Regions from separate parts of the Homo sapiens genome. Here region 1 is linked to region 2. The links are chromatin loops, found by intact Hi-C in ENCODE. Cell type or tissue: PC-3. All regions are shown on one strand. Links, peaks and the distances in the headings refer to the core of each region. The heading gives the core; the rest is flanking DNA.

The links. A loop is a pair of places that touch in the nucleus more often than their neighbours do. Peaks named below come from ENCODE experiments on the same cell type or tissue, not always from the same donor. Only the 100,000 strongest peaks of a DNase experiment are listed, where the experiment ranks them.
Region 1: it touches region 2 in a loop (6-fold over the local background); 1 of 110 quality-filtered maps calls a loop at or near these places.

The regions. Positions count from the first base shown.
Region 1 is chr2:215,744,894-215,750,277 of GRCh38, forward strand. It overlaps LINC00607 (long intergenic non-protein coding RNA 607), which reads right to left. Exons shown (of 10, transcript NR_037195.1): 2 at 5,350-5,384; 3 at 2,411-2,501. Among named protein-coding and RNA genes, the nearest start is that of LINC01614, 30 kb to the left of the region's middle. In PC-3, for the core only: no CTCF peak of the experiment used is centred there; a DNase peak (open chromatin) is centred at 2,598; H3K27ac peaks cover 1,767 bases.
Region 2 is chr2:215,535,593-215,540,976 of GRCh38, forward strand. No RefSeq gene overlaps it. Among named protein-coding and RNA genes, the nearest start is that of FN1, 100 kb to the left of the region's middle. In PC-3, for the core only: a CTCF peak has its summit at 2,157; a DNase peak (open chromatin) is centred at 2,309; H3K27ac peaks cover 3,300 bases.

The sequences.
Region 1 (5,384 bases), core at 204-5,203, 210 kb after region 2:
GACATTCTCTGCTATTGTGCTACTTTTTAATTTTTTTAAGAGATAAGGTCTTGCTCTGTCATCCATGCTGGAGTGCGGTGGCATGATCATAGCTCATAGTAACCTAGAACTCCTAAACTCAAGGGATCCTCCTGCCTTGGCTTCTCAAAGTGCTGGGATTATAGGAGTGAGCCACTGCACCTGGCCAGAACTTTCTTTTTTAAATGAATTACTATGCACAAGCCCTTTGCTATACATGTAATTTCAGGTAATCCTTTTGATATAGTATCTCATACTCCCATAAATCCTATGAGGACTCATTACTTCAATTTACAGCTGAAAAATGAAGAAACAAAGAAACGGAGGCTCCAGGACATTTGGGTACGGGTTCCATGAAAAACTAGGTGTCCATAGCACCAAGCATATGCTTTGCTCCTTTGTGTGATGCAGAAAAATATAATTTTGTAGTCAAGATTCCCAAAGGGAACAAAAAAGTCACATTCACTTCACCTATTATAGTCCTTGAAGACAGAAACAAATCAATTATCACCTCATTTCTGACAAAGAATCATAGAGTGTGTCTCTAGATATGTTGGTCTGATGCTGACTGATTTATGCTGTGTGGGATTGGGCAGGGCACAAGCAAAAGGTACCATGACTCTGGGGAAGTGGTGGGTGGAGAAAGAAAGGGCACATTGCAAGATAGCTGATACGGAATATTCCGAAAAGTTGTGTTTCAGTTTCCTCTGAATTTGTCTCATTTTTTTCAGTAAGTATTCTTCCCTAAACTGTACTGTCTAAATGTCATAGGTAGAATTTGTTCAGCTATGAGGGTATCCCTTCTAGTAAAAGTTTGGAGATGTGTTAGTTATCTAGAGCTGAAAAAAGAATCACCCCAAAATGAAATGTGTTAAAATAACATTTATTATTTCATGGTTTCTATAGACCAGGAATCCAGACATGGCTTAGCTGGGTTCCCTGCTTTAGGATCCAACAGGTTATAATTAAGATGTCAACCAGGGTCACAGTCATCTCAAGGCTCAACAGACAGGTAAGAACTCGCCTCCAAACTCACTCACATGGCTATCAGCAGGACGAAGTTCCTCACCAGCTGTTGGACTCAGGGTCTCTGCTCCTTGCTGGCTGTTGGCTGGAAGCTACCTCAGTTCCTTGCTATGTGGGGCTTTCTATAGGACAGCCCACAACCTGGCAGCTTGCTTCAGCAGAGCAAGAAAGCAGAGAGGACCAGAGAGAGTGCGACCAAGACAGAAGAAGTCACGGAAGATTTTTGAAACCTGTGATGGCTAATTTTGTGTGTCAGCTTACTTGGCCACCCAGATATTTGGTTAAGCATTATGCTGGGTGTCTTTGTGAGGATGAAATGAACATTTAAATTGGTAGGCTGAGTAGAGCAGATTGCTCTCCTCAACATGGGTGGACCTCATCCAGTCAGTTGAAAACCTGAATAGAAGAAAAGGACTGACCCTCACTCGACCAAGAAGGAACTCCTCCTGCCTGACTGCCTTTGAACTGGGATATCAGCTGTTTCCTTCTTTTGGTCTCACACGGAAACACTGGCTGTTCCTGGGTCTCGAGCCTGCCAGCGTTTGGATGAAAGCTACACCATCAGCTTCTGGGTCTCCAGCTTGTAGACTCCACCTGCAGATCTTGGGGATCTTGAGACTTACTGACCTCTATAATTGCATGCTGTACATTACATGCTCTGTTTCTCTGGAAGACGCTGACAAGTACCTAATCTAACCTTGGAGGGGACAGCCCATCACGTTTGCCATAGTCTGTTAGTTAGAAGTGAGTCACTTGGTCTAGTCAACACTCAAGGAGAGAGGAAGATGACACATGTTGTGGGGTACCAGGAGGCGTGGGGTACCATGTTAGAAACAGGCCTAGTGTAGTGCATCGCCTGCCAAGTTAGAATGAAGAATGGAGATAACTGGAGGTGTGTGGAGCCGGCAGCAGGAGAGGAAACAGGAGAGGAGTTTGCATGTGGCCTTGGAAGTTACCCAGGGAGGTCACCTTTTAGTGCTTTCTCTCTGGCTGGTTAGGGATTTGCAACCCAAACCTAGGGTTTCATAGTGAAACAAAAGCATGAAACATAATCAGCATCCAGATCTGGCACACAGCAGAATTTGGCAAGTCTCAAAGCCTGTGGAGATCCAGGCACAGCAGAAAAAGCATAGATTTGGACTCAGAGGACCCAGATCAGAGCTCCACAGAGCCACGCAATGAACTTGGCCAAGCTGTACGAGGACTCTGAGGTGGGGCTCTGTCTTCCCATCTGTGAAATGAGACTAATGGCACCTTCTTCACAGAAATGCTGGCAACATTAAATTAAATTCTCATTTCCTTAAAAGTGTTCCATTGAAAGCTAGTTCAGCAAAAATATGACTAGACAGAAAAGGATTACACTAACCATTCAATGTGAGAAATTCTGGGTTAAAAGGTGAACCAATCCTCTTCCTACAGCGTCTGAGGGTCATTGAGAGGTACTGAGTATTCTGGGCCTGCAAAAGAAAGGCAGATGAGTCAGTGTTAACCAAACAGATTTGGCTACCACACTTTCTCCAAGAGAATCTTATGTGACTTGTGTTAAATAATGAATTAAATAACACAGGTATAAATGTTTACCCATGGAGCCTGGCAGATCACCCACATACAGTCAGTGTATGTTGACTCTGAATCAGATTATAACACAGTAGTCATGGCAGTAAGCCACAGTGAGATGACCGGGACCAAAATCACAGATGTCCTAGCATTTGGGTGATAGAATAAATCAATCTCCTGCTACTAGATGTGACTATCCTGTGGATAAATAGCGGGACTACTAGGTTGGGCTTACTAGGTAGTGCTCTGATAGATTCTCTCTCTCTCTTTCTCTCTCTCTCTGTATATATACATATATATATGTTTTCATTGGCTGCATGGAGCTTTAGTTTTTATTTTTATTTTTCAGAGACAGAGTCTCACTCTGTCATCCAGGCCGGAATGGAATGGTGCAATCATAGCTCACTGCAGCCTTGATCTCCTGGGCTCACACAATCCTCCCACCTTAGCCTCCCAAGTAGCCAGGACTACAGGCACATGCCACTACACCTAGCTAATTTTTTTTTTATTTTTATAGAGACAGGAGCTCCATATGTTGCCCAGACTGGTCTCAAACTCCTGGGCTCAAGCAATCTTCCCGCCTCATCCTCCCAGAGTGCTGTGATTATAGATGTGAGCTGCGCCCAAGCGGCCCTGATAGAGTATTTTTTTTTTTAAACATCAGGCCAGACCATACTCCTGTAGAAAGGGAAGAGGTTTACTCCTGAAAAGAGAGGCTAGTCCCAGTGTCACACTTATCTGAGGAGGAGGTGGGAAAACGGCACTCTGAAGGCAGGCCTTAGCCAGATAGGACAGAATTCCTAGCCTTTCTCTCTCCCTCTGAACTTTGAGTTGGCTCAGTTGGCTTGGGAGCAAAGCTTAAAGATGGCTTTGGACACACAAACCCAGCCCTGAAGAAGACAAGAAGGCATCCGGTAAGATATCTCAAGCTGAAGACTAACGCATCTTACTTTACAAAGTGTATTTCTCATTTTATGTTCCTCTTTTATTCGATGTTTTTGTTAAAAATCTAGCCTTCTGTGAGAGCCTTTAAAAATGCTTCAGCTGTGCTGGAGGAACTAAGGTCATGCTGGGGGTGCATGCTAGGAGAGGCGTGTCATCTGAGGCCAGCATGATCATGCCTGGTGTGACTCTTGGAGTGAACTTCTCAGTTCACATCCCTGGCCCCTTCCCAGGGACTTGCCCCGATTCAGTGAGGTGAGTTCCAGAGGTCGTGTCTTTACTTGGTGACATGAGCCAGGGCTACTTTCTTCAGGGCTGAATGCCTAAATGAAGCCGGGCTAATCATATTGTCTTTCCTGGAAATGTGGAGATTTGTGTTCAGAGGACCGGCACCTGAGGGTCCTGGAGCTGAGCCACAGAGCATCCTAAAGGGAAAGTCCAGATATTCCCACAGTTAAGGTCTCTGGAGCCTCCCTACTTCTTACCCTGCTGAGGTTTGGTTTTTAAACTCAGATCTTCTCAATACATTTTTCTTTTTACTTAAACTGGACAAAGTCTGTTTCTCCCCCTTTAATCAAATGAATCTCAATTAATACATAGCAGCGGCAGTCAATTTTTTTTTTTTAAAGAAATCTCCAAAGGCAAGGTAAGTAGTGGCGTATAGGAATAGCAGGCTTGAAGCTCTACCATTCAGTGGTAACCCTAAGTAAATCCCTAAGTGGAGAATCCTAAGTAAAATAGAGGTACAGTTACCAAATAATCAGGGTAGATCCCAGGGGTCAAAATCTGAGGAGAGTTAGCCTCAGGGAAGTGGAGCCATGATGTACCAGCAGCTGAGCACCAAGGAGAAAACAGAACACAAAGCATTAAACAGGCTGCCCAGTGGATGGTCAAAATAGGGGACAGGTGTGAGCAGAGTTTAGCTAAGGAGCTAAAGTTCAGAGGAATGACCTCAGGCTTAGACAAACTGAAACTCAGGGCAGGGACACAAGTCAGGGTGACAAAACACTACCCAGTGGGATCATAGGTCAAAGCAGAAGCCCAGTTACCAGAACTGGAGCACGAGGTCAGAGCAGGGCAGCTCATCAGTGTGTAACCAATGCTGCTGGACTCCTCAGTTTCCCAACAAGGGACAGGTCTGGTCCCACAGTCTGGAGCAGGGCTAAGGCTGCAGGCAGGGGTGAAGAACAAGGCAGCCGGGGTGTGGGGACAGGGAGTCAGTGCTCACACTGCGATCTCGCAGCCTTCTTCTCCATAGTGACACAGCCCTGGGGCCTCTGCTCAGCCCCTGAGCTTCCAAGCAGAAAGAGCTGTAGGAGAGGATGAAGTAAGTCAGGGAAACGGAGCCACCGTCATCAGCCTGGAGCCCTTGTCCTGCATGGAGTGGCGCGTGGGGGCGGAGGAGAGGGAGAGCTGCTTTTGTTTGTTTATTTCCTCATAGCAACTCACAAACTTAGCCAAATACAGATACAAATGAAGTGCATGAAAACTTTCCTAACTTCCTGACTCAGAATCGTTACTAAATATATAGATCAGATGTAGGCGGACGAAGGCAGAATTGTAGGTTCCACCTAACAGTCCTCAAACACTGCTGCCCCTGTGCCCCTCCATGTAGAAAGAGCTCCCAAAGGTCACCAGGATGTGCTTGCCGTTTTGCTCAGTATTTTCTAAAATAATCAAAATGGAAACTGAAAATTCACCTTCCTCATGTCTCCTAACCTCAGAGGAGCCAAGCACAACTGGAGAGGCTTGGTCGAAATTGATGATTGATTGATTAGTTATCCTCTCTTTAGTGCCCTCTCTCACCTTACTCCTCATTTACTCCTGTGACAGGCCATGAC
Region 2 (5,384 bases), core at 202-5,201:
AAATTTTAAATTAGAAAAAATGAGGGATTTTATACTCTTTTTAAGCAACATTTTTGTTCAGTTTCTGTTAATGTTAATAGTAGTTGTTATTTTTCATTTGACCTGACTTATCCAGTAGATGCATTCGATAGTTGCTTTGCATTATGTGACATTTCAGTAATAAATCTCTAGAGGAAAATATTTCATTTTCATGATGTTTACTTATGATGGGGTGATGATAAAATTATCATAGCTGCTCCTAGAATCTGTTAACAATGTTTCATTGATAAGTGTGGGCAAACTAGACCTGGAGTCCTCTAATTAGCTATGATGACTAGTTAACAAGCAGACAAGGTCAGGCAAATAAACATTTATGTCCACATGCTTGCATGAGGAAGTGGCTGAAGGGTGGAGTGTGTATTTTGGTCAAAAGAATGTTTAGTGATGTTTTCTTTTCCATGTTGGTTATAATTCAGCCGTCTCAGAAATCTAAATATATTCAAGTTCAGAAGCATTGTTGGCTTTGAAAACACTGATTATTTTTGTTCATATATCTAATAAACATTACATGGCCCTTCTTGTCTATAGAAAAAAATCTAACTTTGCCAAAAAAGGGCCCTAACTGGAATGATTTATATGCACTCAATATCAGGAATAAAAGCTTTATTAGTTTTAGTTGGTAAAATAATTTTGTGTTGTGGGAATCATTTTTCAAAATGCTTTATTTTCTAAACACATTACCCAAAAATACTGGGGATGGGTTATTGAAATTTCAATAATTATCATCGTATTTCTCTATTTTGGCTAAATAGAAACAAAGGCAATACATAAAAACCTATAGTGGAGCTTGAGAATTTAAAACCTATTCCTACAGTTCATGATGCTTTAATTGTAGGTACAGTGCTAAAAACACCTCTGCCACTTCACCAAAAATTTGCTCTCGAGTCCTATAGAATGTCTTTACGTGAATTGATGCACACCCCTCAGTTGATAATTCCCTCAATGACTACCTGAAATCGCTGATTTTCAGATAGTCACGTAATGCACAGACATCTCCACATTCCACAGAACAATTAGAAGAATCCTCAGGGGACATAGCTGAAGGGGAAAAAATAATTCTTCCTTTTAGATGACACATATGAAAGCATTGCCAATCCTAGTGTCATTATGCTTTGAGAGGAAAAAACAGACACAGACTGCTTTGTTGTTTTAAAAAGTTATAAATAGATGTTTATAAATTCAAACAATTAGAAATCGAAAGTAGAAAGTGCAAGTCCTCTTTGATCAATCCCATGCTCTAAAAGTAATCACTTTAAGAGTTTGGCAAGGGCTGGAAGCAGTGGCTCAGGTCTGTAATTCCAGCACTTTGGGAGGCCGAGGTGGGCAGATCACCTGAGGTTGGGAGTTTGAGACCGGCCTGACCAACATGGAGAAACCCCGTCTCTACTAAAAATACAAAATTAGCCGGGCATGGTGGCGCATGCCTGTAATGCCAGCTACTCGGGAGGCTGAGGCAGGAAAATAGCTTGAACCCGGGAGGCAGAGGTTGTGGTGAGCCAAGATCGCACCACTGCACTCCAGCGTGGGCAACAAGGCAAAACTCCATCTCAAAAGAAAAAAAAAAAAAGAGAGTTTGGCATGTATATTTTTCTAAATATTTTGTTTGGCTTCTGAAAAAAAGTATATGTATTTATATAGTTTTTACAAAAATAGAATTAAAAACTCATACTTTTCTGTAACTTACTCTTTACTTACTTTTTATCATTTAATAATGATACAAAGAAACCTGCACAGATCTGCATCATTCATTTTCATATATGCACGATAATTCATTTTAATGAATGTCCTACAATGTGTATAACTCATTCCTTCTTGATGGATATTGAATAACATGCTGGTTATTGTCTGCTTGCCTGCTTCACAGCTTATTCTCTGCTTTAATCTATAGTTCTTTATGCTCTAGGATGCTGAACCTTGGCCTCTGGTCGGGTTTAGCCAATAGAAAGCATGGCGGATTTGGGGTTGGGGGAAAGAGGTCATGATATTTCTTCCATTTCCTTCCTCACTGAGCTGCATTTTCTGGAAGTGACGGAGCTGTTCTAAATATAATTCCTTCACCATGCCTCCATTCTGGTTCTGTTAACATAGTTCCTTTCTTTGCCTAGAGGTGGTGATGGCTTCCAGCTGTTGCTAATCTGCATGACTTACTGTCTCTTACAAAGTCCTATAACCAGTAAATGTTTAGGATTTGGCAATTTCTGTGGGTATAAATACTTTTGCAGTTTCTGATTTCAGGATACCAACTTGAGGTCACCAAATGTAACGATGGGAAGAATTGTGCACCAGAACACCACCACCTTATCCATGTTAGCATCTCATAAATTAGTCACTTTATTAACTTGAACTGAGTTGTTTCCTGTCAGAATTCTGATTGCCATAAATGATTTCCTTTTCCCCTTCCTTCCTTCCTTCCTTCCTTCCTTCCTTCCTTCCTTCCTTCCTTCTACCTTCCTTCCTTCCCTCCCTCCCTCCTCTGTCTGTCTTTCTTTCCTATTACAAGTAATAGTAAAGCAGCAAGGACTTTCTTATGAAAAAGTATTACTAGAGGTTAAATTCTGAGAACTGGGCGAAAGGTATGTCAATTCAATATTTTCATAAATATCACCTAATTGCTTTATAAAAAGTTGTATCAATTTACAGGTCCTCAAAAAGTTCCAAAAATGCATCTTTCTGCATAACCTCATCAACAACAGATATTTTTAACTTTTTAAAATTATTGTTAATAGATTAGTAAAAATGATACTTTATTTGTATTTACTTGTACAATATTATTGTTGTGGCTGAAAATCATTGTATAATTTTGCATTAAATAAATTTTTGCTGTGCATATGTGAATTGGGGGATACAATAGTCAGGTGTCTGAATTCTCTTGGAAATTTAATGAAGGGCCAGTGGCTGCTCCGCTGTCAGGAGTAAAGGAGAGATGGTCATTAGTTTGTTTAGGAAATGGCTGTATGAGTGTTTCCCATTGCTGTGGTCTGAATTGGTGTTCCCCCCAAATTAATATGTCGAAGCCCTAATTCCTAGTGTAGCTGGAGACAGGGTCTGTAGGATGCAAGGTTAAATGAAGTCATAAGAGTGGGCCCTTAATTCAACAGGACTGTGGTCTTGTAAAGAAGAGAAATCTCTCTTTCTCTCTCTCTCTGTCATGCTGTCATGTGAGGACCCAGAGAGAAAGCAATCATCCAGCAAGGAAGACAAGTCCTCACTAGAACCCAACTGTGCTGACACCTGAAGAAGGAAGTGACAATTCAGGGATAGGAAGCTCCCAGTAATGAGCGCTCTTGAAAGAATCCATGAAAGTACCCAAAGAAGAGTCAGTTGCAAACATCTTTTATGTCTAGAAAAGCACAAAGATATCTTACGATGGTTGTGGTCCATGTTTTCATCTACAGATGGAGAACTTCACTCACCGAATATATTTTGGTGGGACAGTGGAAGACAAAATTAGCACTTTAATTCCATGGCATAGGTCTAAAATGCTCAAATGAGTGACTCCCAAATGGAACTCCCTAGCCCAGAGTTTCTTGTGAATTCCTCACCCACCATTTTGAAGCCTAGGCTTCCTACCTCTCTTCTCACTGTTTAAGATGTTTCAAAATGCAAACATTTAACATCAGAATTAACTTTCCCTATTCCCCTTCAACCAAGCTCCCATCAAAGTTGAAGAAAGAGAACTCTTTTCATGCTGTTGCTTATTTCATAAACTTGGGAGCCAGAGTCATCTTTGTGCTTTCTTCTCACTTACCTCCTCTCCACCCCCAAATAAGTTCTATGAATAAATATACTTCACACCACCCACTTCTCTTTATCATCCCTGAGTCCCAGCCACCTTTATCTTCTGTCTGGTCTATTGCATTAACATATTTACTGGTCTCCTGCGTCGTCTTTGGCTCCTTCAAGTTTATTCTCTTACATAGTGGCCCGAGTGATCACAAAATAACAATCTGGTCATGCCTCCTCCTTAAAGCCCTTCATTGTTTCTAAATTGGTCTTGAGATAAAGATCCAAATCCTGAACCTCATCTGTGAAGCCCTTAATATCTGACACTTGCCAACATTGCCAGCACCACTTTCCCATTTTCCCATCACTTACCACCCAATGGCCTTCAGTTAAAACTTAATTTCTTTCCTGATCCCCCAAATCAAACTACATTCCTCTTCTATGCACTCTACTAGTATTTTATTTCCCCTCTTTTTTTTTTTTCTTTTTTTTTTTGAGACGGAGTCTCCCTCTGTCGCCCAGGCTGGAGTGCAGTGGTGAGATCTCGGCTCACTGCAAGCTCCGCCTCCCGGGTTCACGCCATTCTCCTGCCTCAGCCTCCCGAGTAGCTGGGACTACAGGTGCCCGCCACCATGCCTGGCTAATTTTTTGTATTTTTTAGTAGAGACGGGGCATTTCCCCTACTTTTATAACCATTTTGTAATTGTAATTAAATAGATATTTATGTAATTATTTGTTTATTTAATATTAAGTACATATTTATGTAATTATTTCTTTAATGTTTAATGTTAGTCTCTGTCACTACACTATAAGCTCCATGAAGGCAGGGATGATACTTATCTGTTTTCCACTGTATCTCCAACACCCATTTGAGTACCTGGCACATAGAAGGGACTCAGTAAATATTTGTCACATAATTGACAAAGAAAAATCTGATACTAAAGTCATATCAGAGGAGGTTCAGGGAGTATATTCCTAAGCCATGGGCATAAAGGTACTCAACTTCTGTGCCTCATGTGTTTCCTGAAAGAGCCAATTTAACGTTGAGCCTATATGTCTATCCTAAGAGTTAGGACTCAGATATTAATAGGGTATCCAAATAGAGATAGAATTATTTCCACCATTAACTCAATATAAGCAAAAGGATGCCCATCTTCACCTAAGATCCAGTGTAGATCTTGGGTCACTTCTGCTAAGAACATCAATGAGGGACGGGGTTGGGGGAAGGCAACATACAGATTTTAACATCATCAGTTTTTTTTTTTAAGTCTCTTAACTCTAATAGATGAGGACATTAAAATTAACTTCATGTGTGGCATCCAAAACATGGTGATTTAACTTTGTATAAAGAGAAAAAAAAATTTTGCTTCAACTTTTCACTTTTCTAGAAGCTTATATTAGAACCACTTCAGTCCTTGCCCAAATATGGTGACATAACACTGTAGATTGAAGAAATTGGCTTGAATATATAGTTTGAAATCCAGACTGGATGTAACAAGACCCCAGTGAGTCAGTATGTGATTGTTCCAAAAGTCTGGATGAAGGCCAGTCATTCATAGCTTGCCATTTCCAATGAGATTTCAAAACATGAATACTTTTAGAATCATTATTAAATAACAACA